2 separate regions of the Homo sapiens genome follow, and region 2 is linked to region 1. The links are chromatin contacts, found by Hi-C or POLR2A ChIA-PET in ENCODE. All regions are on one chromosome and are shown on one strand. Each heading gives the region's core, a stretch centred on a gene start or an enhancer-like site at or near the end of the contact. The rest is flanking DNA. Distances are from core to core; before and after follow the strand shown. Region 1 holds the start of SMOC1 (SPARC related modular calcium binding 1). Region 2 overlaps SMOC1 (SPARC related modular calcium binding 1).

Region 1 (6,648 bases), core at 12-2,511:
GAGATTGCCTGGATTAAGTTTGGTCAAAAGAACCACTAGGTCGTTTAATAGTACATGTTTCAAGGCAGTGAAATTCTTTATTAGACCAATTGGTGGGGGGTGTTGCGGGGATAATCTAGACCAGAAATGAACACAATACTGTCGGTTCCAGGAGATTTTACAATGCCCTGGACAATCTGTCCTGTGCACAGAATTGGCAGGTTTCATGTCGTTCAGAAACTCCAATCAGACCAAGGTTCAACGAGTAATTCAACCTCCCAGCACTGAACCCAGGGGGAGAGACCCCTGAACATTGCGCAACTCTCCCCTCCCACCTCTTTACAGTACCCCACCTCTGACCCTCTTCCAGTGCCTGCCCGGCAGGAGGTGACATTAAAATTATCTGCTGTGGGTTTTACGAGCAGTGATCGCTTTTTAAAACAACAACACAAGGTCCTTGTGTGGCTCGCGGGTAACCTAAAACTCTCCAGGCAGAGCTGCACCCGCCCCCGTCCCAACCCCCGCCGCCTGCCAACAACTCCAGCGCGCTGGACCGGGCGCCAGCGTGAGACCACAGGGAAGCCCTGCATGAGCGGAGAGCGAGCTTCTCTCCGACGCAGGAGGCACCTCTGAGGGTCTTGAGCAAAATGCAGGAGAGAAGAGATTGGGAAAGAAAACCCACCAGTGACAGTTCGGGGACAGGGGAGGGATGGTGGGTCAAGAAAGGGAGAGTGGTGGTGGCTCCAATGGGAGAAAAAAAATATTTCAGCAACTTCACCAAGCCCGCAGGGGACCTGGTAGTAGACAGAGGACAACAGGTCTCTGACATCTCTCTTCCCCCTCCTCCTTCCCTCAGGGATGAGGGGGGAAGCAACCTCCCCTCCCTCCGCAGGTGGGCGCAAAGCTGGGGGCGCACTTACCCTGGGGCCTGTGGTGCGGTGGCCGCGAGCAGGGGACAGCTGCACCAACACCAGCAGCAAGTGGGGCGTGAGCAGGCGGGCGCAGCGCGCGGGCAGCATGGTGCCAGCCAGGCTGGGCAGCCGGCAGCGAGCGGGGTTCGCGGGCTCCGCGGGGCGCACAGCGCGCCTCCCTTCCTTCCTTCGCTCGGGGCCCTCGCGGCGGCGGGGAGCGGGCCGTGGTCCTGCGGCGGGGGCTCGCAGAGGCTGCGGTCAGGGGACACAGTCATGAACCGCGCAGGAGGGGAGCTGGAGCGCGAGCGTGTGCTCTGCGCGCGGCGCTAGCTCCGCTCGGCGGGGCCCAGGCGGCAGCAGGTTGGACGCCTGAGCCCGGGCCATGGGAATTCCCGTTATAAACCCCCGGGAGGGGCGGGGCGGAGCACGGCGGGCCTGATTGACGGGCCAAGAGGCCTGTTGAAGCCGACCCTCTGGCAGGTGAAAGCCAATGGGAGAGGGGCAAGAGGAGCCACTCGTGGTCAACCCCCCGCCGAGGAGCTCCGCGGGAGTAGGCCCCGGGAGAGAGTGGGATAAAGAGTAACTTTCTCCCGGCACTCCTGCCCGAGGAAGCCTGAGAGAGCCCCAGCAGCCGGCACCCACCAGAAGGCTCACCTGGCTAATAATAATGCCTTAAGCATGTATATTTCTTAGCTCAAGCTCGTGATTGTCCCAACATCCTGGTGAAGTAGGCAGGGAAAATACTCCTAGCCCCATTTATCAGATGAGAATGCTGTGACACGAAGGCGCCGAGAGATCTGCCTCCCTGCTGCATCTGGGAAGAGTAACTGGGAAGTCGCTGGATGACCCGCACAGGGTGGGCTGTGGCGTTGGAGTGGGGAATGGGAGCATCCACTTCTTTCAAAGACTCTCCCTGGGAGGTGACATCCTGAGTCTCACAGCGGCTGCCCCGGGAGAAGTCGCAAGGGACAAGGTGAAGCGTGTGCTGGGCATTGGCCGCTGGGGAGGGCCTCTTGGGTACGGTAACCCCCTACACACACACACACACACACACACACACACACACACACACACACACACACACACATCTCCCAGCCCTATGGTCCGTATGATCCAGGATTGGAACTCAGGCATCCTAGCTTCCCCCTCTGAACTGGAGGGCAAGGGGCAGCCTCTCTATAGCCCAGCAGCTCTGGAAGAGGCGGGCAGAGAGGCCCTGGTCCCCTGATGGGAGACAAGGAGGAAAAGTATAGATGAGGAGGCGGCAGTCTGAGGATGCAGAGATCCCAGAGATGGGGTAGAACAAGGAGAGGAGATCTCTCCCGGGTGCCCGACCCTCTTGGAGAGGACAGCTCAGCGGAGCTTCAGTCAGATGTTGGGGGGCTCTGCCCAGGGCCATCCCCGGAAGGCCATCTTGGGAATGGTCACAGCTGCATCACACCGGCTCCTCAACAGAGCAAGGTGCTCAGCTGCCTTCAGTGAGACTGACATCTCCAGGAAATCACAGGGAAGGGGGCGGGGGGGCGCAAAATGAAACCCAGAGCGATCTCCTTATGTGGAGAACAACCTTTAGTGCTTACTTCCATCAGTATGGGCTACTTCGCAGGGAGGGATTCTTTTCTATAATTTGATTGTAAGCATCAGTGCCACACTCCCCCTCCCTATCTGGTCTGAGAGGTCCTAAGATTAGCTCTGCTCCCTCAGGGCTTCTCTCCTGGATTCCATGAAACAGCTTCGCACCTGACTCCTGAATTCAGTTTTGCCCTCTCTCCACACTGGCCCCATCCAACCTCCACACGGCAGCCAGTGTGTCTATTCGCTATTTAGAAGCCAGTGATCCTTTTAAGCAGCAAACCGGAACTCACCATTCCCTGCTTAAACGACTTCCCCTCTCCCCATTGCCCTCTGACAAGAAAGCTCAGACTGGATGCTGGAACAATAACAAAGTACTTGTGGTTCTCCAAACAAAAATGAAGCGCACTTCTAAAAGAATGGTCTATCTTTTCCTCCACTGGGAATGAGTGCTTTGGTCAGACAGACTCTGGAGCTGTACAGCAGGGTTCAAATCCTGAGTCTGCCACCTAGTGGTATAAGCTTGAAGAAGTCACTTGACTCATCCAGGGTCCCGTTTTTCTCTCTGTAAAATGGGGATAAAAATAGTATCCCCTGCCATGAGATGTTGTCAAAAGTAAAGGAGATGGAGTCTTTAAAGCCCTTAAAATAATTAAGTGAAAAGTATCACAATATGGCATTTGAAGAGGACAGGACAAATGCCTCATCTCATTTTATCCTCAGAACAATCTTCTGAAATAGGTCAGACATTCCTACTTTACAGGTAGATAAGTGAATACTCCATGAGATTGTGACTTGCCTGGCCTCATTTGGCTGGCAAATGACAGAGCCGAGACGCCGAGACTCAAGGCAAGGTTTTTGGAGTCTAATTCTGCTTCCATCATGTGATGGCTGCAATCTCCAGTCTCAAATCCCATAGGGTTGGACGTTCCTCTGTGCTAATTGGGAATTTCTTCAGTGGCCTACAAGGTGAACTGAGACTGGTGAGCTCCACTGAGCTTCAGAGGAAAAGGATGTAAACATCAGGGGTCAGCCCTTCCTGGAAACAGCCCTTGTGACCTGGCATCCTGGAGTTTGCCCAGCTGGACTTGTGACACTTGTCCAGTACCGTGCCCTGTGCAGCACTGACATCAATATCCATGTGTCCACCTAAGTGTTCACCCTCCAGGGGCTCAACAGGATGGAACTGTTACCATCGGGCTCAGCAGTGTGACAGGCTTTTCCTGACTCTACCACCTGGCTACATTCACCTATCAAGCTGGTCAACTCCTTCCTGTTGCTGGAACTATTGAGAAATCTGCTGGAGTAAGTAAATATGCTTCAGATGGCCCTGAGTATCTGGCAGCACAAAGTGCCCAGGGAAAAAGCATTGCAATAGCCCTTTCCATCCCTAACATCAAATGCTGCTTTCCAGCCAGAAAGCTTATTTCCAAGTGTTCACTGGTCCAAAAATCTACATTATTCTGGATTTCAATCATGTAGTTTAGTTCAAACTATGAGCAACTGCTTTCCAGTTACTCTGCTCAGCAAGTATTTTCTTTCCCTCTGGTTGGCATATGAGGCCTGTTGTAACCATGGCCATCATTCAGATGATGCATTTTCTTCTCCCAACTCCTCCCAAGCCCAGAGAAGGTTAGGAATTCCAGAGAACCACTAGTCCCAAACAGTATCTCTCTGCCAGGCTTAATCTTCTGATCCAAGCAAAAAAAGTAAAATTGACAAGTTTCTTCTTTCCCTGGAGGCCAGACTCATGGTCCAAAAATAATCTGACTATCTTGGCATCTGGTTTGTCCAGTTTCAGTCATACTCCTTGTCTTGTGGGACTTCTATTTGCAATGGGATATTTCAGTAGATGAAAATTAATACTTTATATCACAGATTGAGGTCTGAAGGCCTCAAATATTTAGTACTAACTAGAAATGCCAGTTTCAAATATATCTGTGTTTCTGGCCAGGCGCGGTGGCTCACCCCTGTAATCCCAGCACTTTGACAGTCCGATGTGGGCAGATCACTTGAGGCCAGGAGTTTGAGACCAGACTGGCCAACATGGCAAAACCTCATCTCCACTAAAAATAGAAAAATTAGCCGGGTGCAGTGGTGTATGCCTGTAATCCCAGCTACTCGGGAGGCTGATGCAGGAGAATTGCTTGGGAGATGGAGGTTGCAGTGAGTCAAGATCATACCACTGCCCTCCAGCCTGGGCAACAGAGCGAGACTCCATCTAGAAAAAAAGAAATATATATATATATATCTGTGTTTCTATATAATCCAGAGGATTCTTTCCTCATCTCATCTTCAGAATAGAATCTTTTCATCCATTTTTAGTAAGCACTTTGATGCACCTCCTTCTACGCCTTGCACAATGTTCATTATTATGATGGATCTTTGGATGCACACCCAGCCCTCTGAGAGGTTACCATCTAATTTAAGACACAGACCAGAGAGATACCTGGGGACCACATTTAAGAGTAAAGCTGGCCAGGCACGGTGGTTCATGCCTGTAATCCCAGCACTTTGGGAGGCCGAGGAGGGCAGATCACAAGGTCAGGAGATGGAGACCATCCTGGCGAACACGGTGAAACCCCATCTCTACTAAAAATACAAAAAATTAGCCAGGTGTGGTGGCGGGCGCCTGTAGTCCCAGCTACTGGGGAGGCTGAGGCAGGAGAATGGCGTGAACCTGGGAGGCGGAGCTGGCAGTGAGCCGAGATTGCGCCACTGCACTCCAGCCTGGGCGACAGAGTGAGACTCCGTCTCAAAAAAAAAAGAGTAAAGCCTGCAGTGTGTTGTAGGAACTCAGAGTGAGATGACCCACTGTAGGCCTAATGGGCAGGAAGGTCTCATGATGGAGGTAGATCCTGAATGAGGCTCTGGAGCAGAGTGCTTCTATAACATAAATATATCCTGATTTATATTTGCTTCATTTGTTACAATAGCTACCAATGGAAAGAGGTACACTGTATCTAAGGTCCAAGACTTTTGTCAAAAACACTAGTGAGCTTAGAAGCTTGAGACATTAAGATTCCTAGGTTCTGCTTTTAGATTTATGACTAACTTGCTGTAACCTTAGCATTAGGCTAAGGTAAGTATTATTAGTCCCAGTGTGCAAATGAAGTTTACCCGCAGACATTTAACCTTACCAAAGTCACTCCTTTAGCTTTAAATACACATGACAAAAATAATTCGAGTGACAAACAATTTAGAAATTTAGCTCTCTCTTTGGTACACAACTCCATTGAAAGTTTCGGGCAGCTTCCTCCAAGCCAGGCTCCTTCTATTATTTCTCTGTCATAATAAGCAGCTCTACCTGGTGGTACAAGATGATTGCTTAAGCCCCAGCCATCATATCTATTTTCCAGCCAACAGGAAGGAAAAAGAGGAAAGAAGAGCATGCTCCTCTTTTTAAGGACACCTCCCAGAAGTCACGTTTCATTTTGTCTCATTGGCTAGAACTTGGTCATATGACCACATTCAGCAAAAAAGGGCTTTAAAAAATGTAATCCTAATTGGAGGTGACCACATGTGTACAGCTAAAAGTCAACGTTTATGTTACTAAGAAAGGATACAATTCTGGGACACAATTAGAAGTAGAGGCCATCCTCATGAGTCGTCCTTGAGTTGCCAAACAAAAGGAGGCCACAGCATTCAAGCTGTGGTTTACCTCTAGTTCTGCAGACCCAGCTCCCTGGTACTCGAAAATATTAATGGCTCTTATGGACTAAATATGTCTCCCTGAAATTCATATGTTGAAAGTCTACCAGCTCCATGTGATGGCCTTGGGAGATGAGTCCTTTGGGAGATAATTATGATTAGATGATGATGATATACAGTCAAAAAAAAAAGGATTAGGTGAGGTCATGAGGGTGAAACCCTCATGAATGAGATTAGTGCCCTTATAAGAGTCACAAGAGAGTTTGCTTTCCCTCTCTGCTCTCTGCCATGTGTAGATACAAAGAGAAGTTGGCCATCTGGCCTCACCAGAACCCAACCATGCCAGCACCCTGATCTTGGACTTCCAGCCTCCAGAACTGTGATAAATACATTTCTATTGTTTGTAAGCCACCCAGTCTATGTTAAGGCAGCCTGAGCTGACTAAGACACTGGCCTTACTGCCAGACACCCAGACTCTTCGTGGCCACAAAAATTTCCTTCTGGTATTTCCCTTAGGCACGTTCAAGTGGGAGGA
Region 2 (6,453 bases), core at 2,434-4,933, 74 kb before region 1:
TAAAGATTAATGGGTGTAAAACACAGGGCCTAGCACCTGATAGCACTCAATAAAAAGTGGGCATCATTGTCATTCAGTGATGCACACACTTGCCAAGCTCCAGCCAACACAGCCTGATGGTGACAGCCCAACACCCTTCCACTGCAGCTGAGATTTCAGTTAATCAGCTTGGGCACCAGACAACTGCTTGGCAGAGGACTTGATAGAACAGATGTCAGGAGTTGTGTTCCAGATACCCAGAACAGAAAACAGATAAGACCATAGCAAAGGACAAAGCCTATAGCTCCTGAGCTTATTCAACATGTCACCAAAGAGGCTAAATTCCACGTCTCAAGGATGCAATCGAGAAACAGAGTGATGAAGTCCATACAAAAGTGGTTTGAAACTTTGATCAAACATTGGCATCGCCTGGGGAGCTCGAAAAAACACAATGTCTGTGTCCCATTCCCAGATATTGATTTAATGGTCTGGGATATGGCCTAGGTTTCAAGACCTTTAAAAGTCTAACATGGTCTAATGTACAGCTTTAGTGTCGCTGCTGTAGAAGAAAGCTGAACCACTCCTGTGTGTGAGTTGGGGTTGGAGGTAGGGAGGGAAGAGGACAAGGGAAAACAAAGGGAAAGAACAGAGGCCAGCGAGTCCCACATGAAGCCCATTAAAGCCAAGTCAGTCATGTGGTCTCAAGCTGTGTCCCATGCCAGACAAATCCAATCCCATTAGAGTGCCATCACTCCCCCCATAAACTTCAAGAGAGGGTTACTGTGTAATAATTCCCAGGGCTAAAATATGTTAATACCGGGATGCGTGCATATCAATATTCTAAAGAATATTAAAGCAATGTAGTTTATCTCTGGGTTTTGGTCTTAGGAGAAAAAAAAAAAAAAAAAAGCCCAGCTAAGTGATGGAGGTTGGAGAAAGGAGAAAGCATTCATCTCCCGGCATTTTGGCAGCCAGTCAATGTGACTGAAGCATACTCAAAGAGGCAGCCTTATTTTGTGAAGTTATTGCAGTGTCTTTGATCAGCGGGAAAAGCACATCCATTTCAATCACTGTAGCTGGGATGGGCCCGCTGTCTGGCCGTCTGGCTGCCCACCAGAGTGAGCTAGCCTTCAGCCTACAGACACATGGCAGTGCTTAGCATGTCAAACAAATGAGGGGGTTCTTGACTATCTACATAACTCTTGCTGAACTTCAGGGACTCTCTCGTTTAGCAATTTAGCCTGGACTAATCTGGAAGTTCCTTTCCCTCAGTAAACACCACCTGGTCTGGCCTGGCCTCACCAAAACAAAAGCTGGCCAGTGGGCTGTCTGTCACGAGGTAGCCAACACTTCAGAATCAGGAGGGCAGGGGTCAGCCATTCCTATAACCAACACACCCAGGATCACACAAGCCTGGAGAAAGAAAAAGCCGATGGCCACAAACTCCACTCTCCTCCTTTACCTTCACCCTGTCTCAGCCCCAAACTAATCTGAGAGAAGTCTGATTCCTCCCCACAGACATGAATTCTTTGCAATGCAGTTTTAAATATATACAAAGATCACCCACATTCTTTTTACCAGAATAAACAGTTTTTAAAAAATTGATGGAAGAGTTCATCCATTTTCCAACTTGGGGATTTTCAACAAAAGGTTTGGTGGGTTTTTTTTTCTTAAGCGGTATAGTGGTATCGACATGATAGAAAGATTTCAGTAGTAGAACTACAGTAGAGATGGGAATAATCATGATGATAATGACAAAAATTTATATATTATTTATGAGTTCCAAGTGTTTCATGTGTGTTAACTGATTTTATCTTCATCACAACCTAATGAGGGAAGCTATAATAATGATCATTAACAATACTAATTATAGGAATATATAATATATAACAATTATTATTACATACAATAATAGTGAATAACAACAGATAAGCAATCATAATAATCAATCTCCACTTTTCAGATAAGGAAATTCTGACCCCAGAGAAGCTCGGGGACTTACCTGAGGGGTGGGGGCTGAGCTTCGTGCCCAGGTGTCCGGCTCCAGGAGCAGCACTCTAACCAGACCACCAGACTGCCTCCTTCCAGAACACACCTCAGAGCCTCCTTTAAAGCTGCCAGCTCAGAGAGCCAACAGAGTATGGAGGGCTTCTGAGGGCTCTGGACTTAGGGATTTGTGAGTCTGAACCCCAGCTCTGCCACTCCACATCCCACACCTGTTGCATCATCTATAAATGGGGATAATGACACCTACCTCACAGGCTTGTGGTGAGGCTTAAATGACAAAATGAATTAAAAGCACCTCTCCCAGGGTCGGCAACAAACGTCAGTTTAACCCAGTGACTATCAAGCCTGGCTGCCCATTTGAATCAACCAGAAAACTTTTAAAATGCTGATATCCAATCCTCAACCTCCTCATCCCTCTACATTTCTACCTCAACAGAAAGTTAGTCTCAAATCAGTAATCCACTGTGTCCCACCTGGAAATGATACCTGAAGCCCCTCAGACCAAAGACCAGCCTATATACCCTTTGCCACATTGATCGAGAATTACAGGGGAACTTTTAAACCCCTGAAGCCTCTGCCCCGGCTCTAAGACAACAGGATTCCCCCAAATGTTGTTTGATTGGACAAAGAAATTGCAGGTGCCAGGACCATTCCCAACCACTTGGCTAAGCTCATCCTTGTCCAGTGACCTTCCACACTTTCATCAGGACAGCACCTTCACTCAGCTGGCATCATATCTGACTCTCACAGAAGCTGCCCACCGCCCAGGCTGCCTCCCACCTCAGCCACAAGCCCCTGCATAGGAGGAAGCAGCCCAGAAGCTTTCCTGAGAAGCACCTTTCTGTCCCACCATTGCCTGTGTTTTAGAAATAGTCTGTGCCAAGGCCAGGTGTGATGGTTCACACTATAATCCTAGCACTTTTGGAGGCTGAGGTGGGAGGATCACTTGAGGCCAGGACTTTGAGACCAGTCTGGGCAACATAGCAAGATCCTGTCTCTAAAAAATAAGCTGGGTGTGGTGGCATGTGCCTACAGTCCCAGCTATTCAGGAGGTGTGGGTGGAAGGATTGCTTGATCCCAGGAGTTCAAGGCTGCAATGAGCTATGATTGTGCCACTGCTCTCCAGCCTGGAGTGAGACCCAGTCTGCAACAGATTGAGACCCTGTCTCCAAAAAAAGAGAAGAAAAAAGAAATAGTCTGTGCCAAGATCAACACAGTCAGCATTACTTTGACAATGCACTAACCAGAAGATCATGCAAGATGAGAGGTAGGACTGCCTGACTTAGGTTTTAAAATCTGAGTATATGCATACCTGTATGTGTATACACACACACACACTCACACACTCCAAGAACCATAGTACACTTTGTGCTCAAAGAGGGCTCTGCTTCGTTCAAGGACTGGGGATAGAAAGCAGGGAGGGCAGGGGGTAGCAAAAAACAGGGAAGGGAATACCAGGGTTGCCCATGGAAACTGGCAGGAATAAGAAAAATAATCAGCTCACATTTAACAGAAGAGAAAAGCACAGGTCTGGCCCTCCAAGGAGACAGACGGCAGGGAGGATGGGGACCAAGCAATGCCAGTTTCCTGGCTTGGGCTTCCATGCGTCTTTTCAGGACCTACTGCCAGTTGGCAAGAGGTGGCATGGAGGGACGGGGAGGGCCAGAGAGGGGGAAGGCAGCACAGAGGGGAGTTGAAGAGCCACTCACTCAACTGTTTCCCAGAAAGTGAAGGCGCCAAGCAGCCCTCGCGCTCTCGGGACACCTCCCCTCTGCCTCGGTCCAGGAAAGAGCCCAAGAGGATTGTCCGAGGCCTCACCTGGGTAAAGGAGCCATCCTCGCCACACTCTGGGACAAACACAGCTTCCTGAGGCTTCTTGGCTTGCTCCAGGGCTTGAGCCCGCTCCAGGCGACACTTGCTCTGGCCAGCATCTGAAAGAGGAGAGGAGCAGATTTCATATTTCACTTGGATTCGACACTGGGGCCGAGGGACAAAATGGCTGAGAAAACCACTCCACCTGTGCGGGAGCCCACACACAACTAACTGGCTTGTCCAACCCTAAAAGGGCCGTGGCTAGTAACTGCTGCACAGCCCCCCTTCCCCGTATGTCATTCATAGAAAAGCAGAGGATTCGTGTTTATCCCAAGTTCTGCCTGTCTTTTCTCCCAAGTACCTCTACCCTGGCCCCATAGAAAAAAAAATGTTTTAGTTCCATGATTTTTCACTGGGTTTATTCTAAAAGTGGTAAGCCTAACAGGGGCTCAACCATGTCTTATGGTTCAAGAATTGCAACCATTTTCTTTAGAAAATCAGAGGCTCTAGCGCAGCCTGCTTAGCCACCTACAATTCCTGTGATGGCTCTAAGCAGTCCGGGGTCACAAATTCAAATACGTACAGGACTCAGGAAAAAGATATAAATTAGAGAAACCAGCCGGATATGAGAGGAATGACATTCAGTTCTGAGAGACTATAGGGAGTGCTGTAAGACTGTGGCAAACTGGACAACAGGCTCCCCTTTAAAGCGGTAGCTGTTATGCAGGTCTAGCCATGTGTTGCTTTGTAGGAACACAGACCTAATGTTACCAGACCTTCCAATTTTGGAAAAGAAGGACAAAAAGCCAGATTTTTTTTCTTTGAATCTCCCAATTTTTAAATGTTATCCCAAATGTTTTTTGCTGTTTTTAAACAGGCAAACAGACCAAACAAAACACATCTGTTGGCCAACAATTTGGAATCACTATTCAGGAGCCAGCAATAATGTCTTGCGGTTTTAAGCATCTCCATAAAAAGAAAAAGGAAAGCGCTGGCCAGATAGCAGCACATCTCTTTAAGCCCTAGCCTGGGGGCAGTGTTTGAAAGATAGAAAAATGCTCATTCCTTCAGGTAGACCAGGCTTTCTTCCCTTGGCCCTGGTGGAAGGGGTGGAGAGATAGGAAAGCAAAGTGAGTGGACAGACTTACTCCAAGCTTCCCTGTTGCAAATGCATAGTGAGGGAGCTGGGGTGCCCAGGAACCTCTCCTTGGCTGGGCAGGGGTGCACACACTCACCTTTGCATCTACCTCGATGCACCACGCCCAGGGTCGGGTCTCGGCACTTGGCTCGCTGGTACTCACACATGGACTCGTAGGACCTGCCATCAGAGGCACAGATGGGTTTGGGTTGAGTCCTGGAGCAGTGGAGGTTGCACTGTGGGTCACGGTCACTTATTAGAAACTAGGTTGGAAAAAAGTGAAAGGGTACAGAGGTTACTTTTGCAAGAAAAGTAGGGGCGAGTCCATGACTTACAGTACTTGTTTGCCTTTAGAAAGTAAGTCCCTAATAAACCCAAATAAAACCCTAAAGGTGAAGGGAACGGAGCAGCCACAAAGTCTAACCAAGGAAGGCATCCTCTATGCATCATAAGAACAATAATGTCTAACAATTACTGACCATTAACAGGCATTGTGCCAAGTAATTCACATCCAGGATCTCAGTCCTCACAACAACCCTATGAAATAGAAACTCTATTCTGTAGACAAGGAAACTGAAGCCCAGAGACGTAACTTGCCCAGTGTCACATAGCTATAAGCAGTGGAGGCTGAATTAGAACCTAAATCTGTCAGAAGTAAAATCAAAGCTTTATCCTCTAGGATGTCCAGCCTCTTCATCCATGCAGATGGCCATGCAGCCTCTATTTGGGTGTATCCTCAAATCAGGAATATACCATAAATCTCCAAATTCCATCTCGGGAAAGTTTTATTTATTAGATCGTAGTGAGCTCCAAATCTATCATCCCTCCAATTTTTGCCCACCTCTCTCTGGCAGAATACAGAAGTTAAATAATTTTCTGTGAGAAACAGATTTCCTGATTTTTAAAATAACAACAATAATCAGCTTGGAAAATGCTGAGTTAAGCAGATTTTCTTGGTGAAGGGCTTCTCAGATGACTCTGATACATTCTTATGCATTGTGAACCTCCAAGACGCATAGTAAATTAAAGACAGCTACAAATTATTTGCTACTCCTCTCATTGAGCTATGGAGTCTAATTTCCTCTCCCTTGAATCTGGACTGGCCTCAGAAACTTGCTTGACCAAGAAAATACTATGGGAGTGGTGTCTGGGGACTTCAAAGTTAGGTTACACGAAGCCTTGCAGCTCCTTCCTGGGCCTCTTGTAATAATCACTCTTGAGGAAACCAGCTGCTGTGTAAGAAGCCTAACAACCCTGAGACCACCATATTATGAGGAAGCCCAAGTTTACCCATGTCAAAACCATGCAGACAGAGAAATGCCCAACCAACCCAGGCACAGAGACATGCTGAGTGAAGAAGCCTTCAGGTGAGTCTAGTCCCAGCTGTCATCTAATTGCAACTCAGAGAGATGAAAATAAATAATTGCATGAGAGACCCCAAAGTCAGAACCACCCAGCTGAGCCCAGTTAACCCACAGAACTGAGAAAGATTATAATAATAAATTGTTTTAAGCCGT

Evidence for each region. Hi-C counts contacts between places; a loop is a spot of excess contacts on that map. ChIA-PET counts read pairs that join two places held with the same protein, here RNA polymerase II (POLR2A). Pooled maps may share reads with other maps.
Region 2: a loop to region 1 is called in a map of posterior cingulate gyrus, with 2.0 times the contacts of the local background. The contact joins the enhancer-like site here to the promoter of SMOC1 in region 1. A Hi-C loop is called at or near these places in 4 of 168 maps with a recorded cell type or tissue (Calu3, dorsolateral prefrontal cortex and posterior cingulate gyrus) and 3 of 50 pooled maps. POLR2A ChIA-PET finds 5 or more read pairs at or near these places in 2 of 52 experiments (AG04450 and HepG2).

Annotation. Positions count from the first base shown.
Region 1 is chr14:69,874,029-69,880,676 of GRCh38, reverse strand. SMOC1 (SPARC related modular calcium binding 1) reads right to left here and starts at 1,261. Exons shown (of 12, transcript NM_001034852.3): 1 at 900-1,261. The coding sequence starts at 998. RefSeq lists a silencer at 1,074-1,163.
Region 2 is chr14:69,950,884-69,957,336 of GRCh38, reverse strand. It overlaps SMOC1 (SPARC related modular calcium binding 1), which reads right to left. Exons shown (of 12, transcript NM_001034852.3): 2 at 5,034-5,199; 3 at 3,805-3,917. Among named protein-coding and RNA genes, the nearest start is that of SNORD169, 24 kb to the left of the region's middle. RefSeq lists an enhancer at 3,756-4,257. Within about 2 kb of position 3,683, at least 3 of the 41 ENCODE cell types and tissues checked have a DNase peak (open chromatin) inside an H3K27ac peak, as active enhancers do.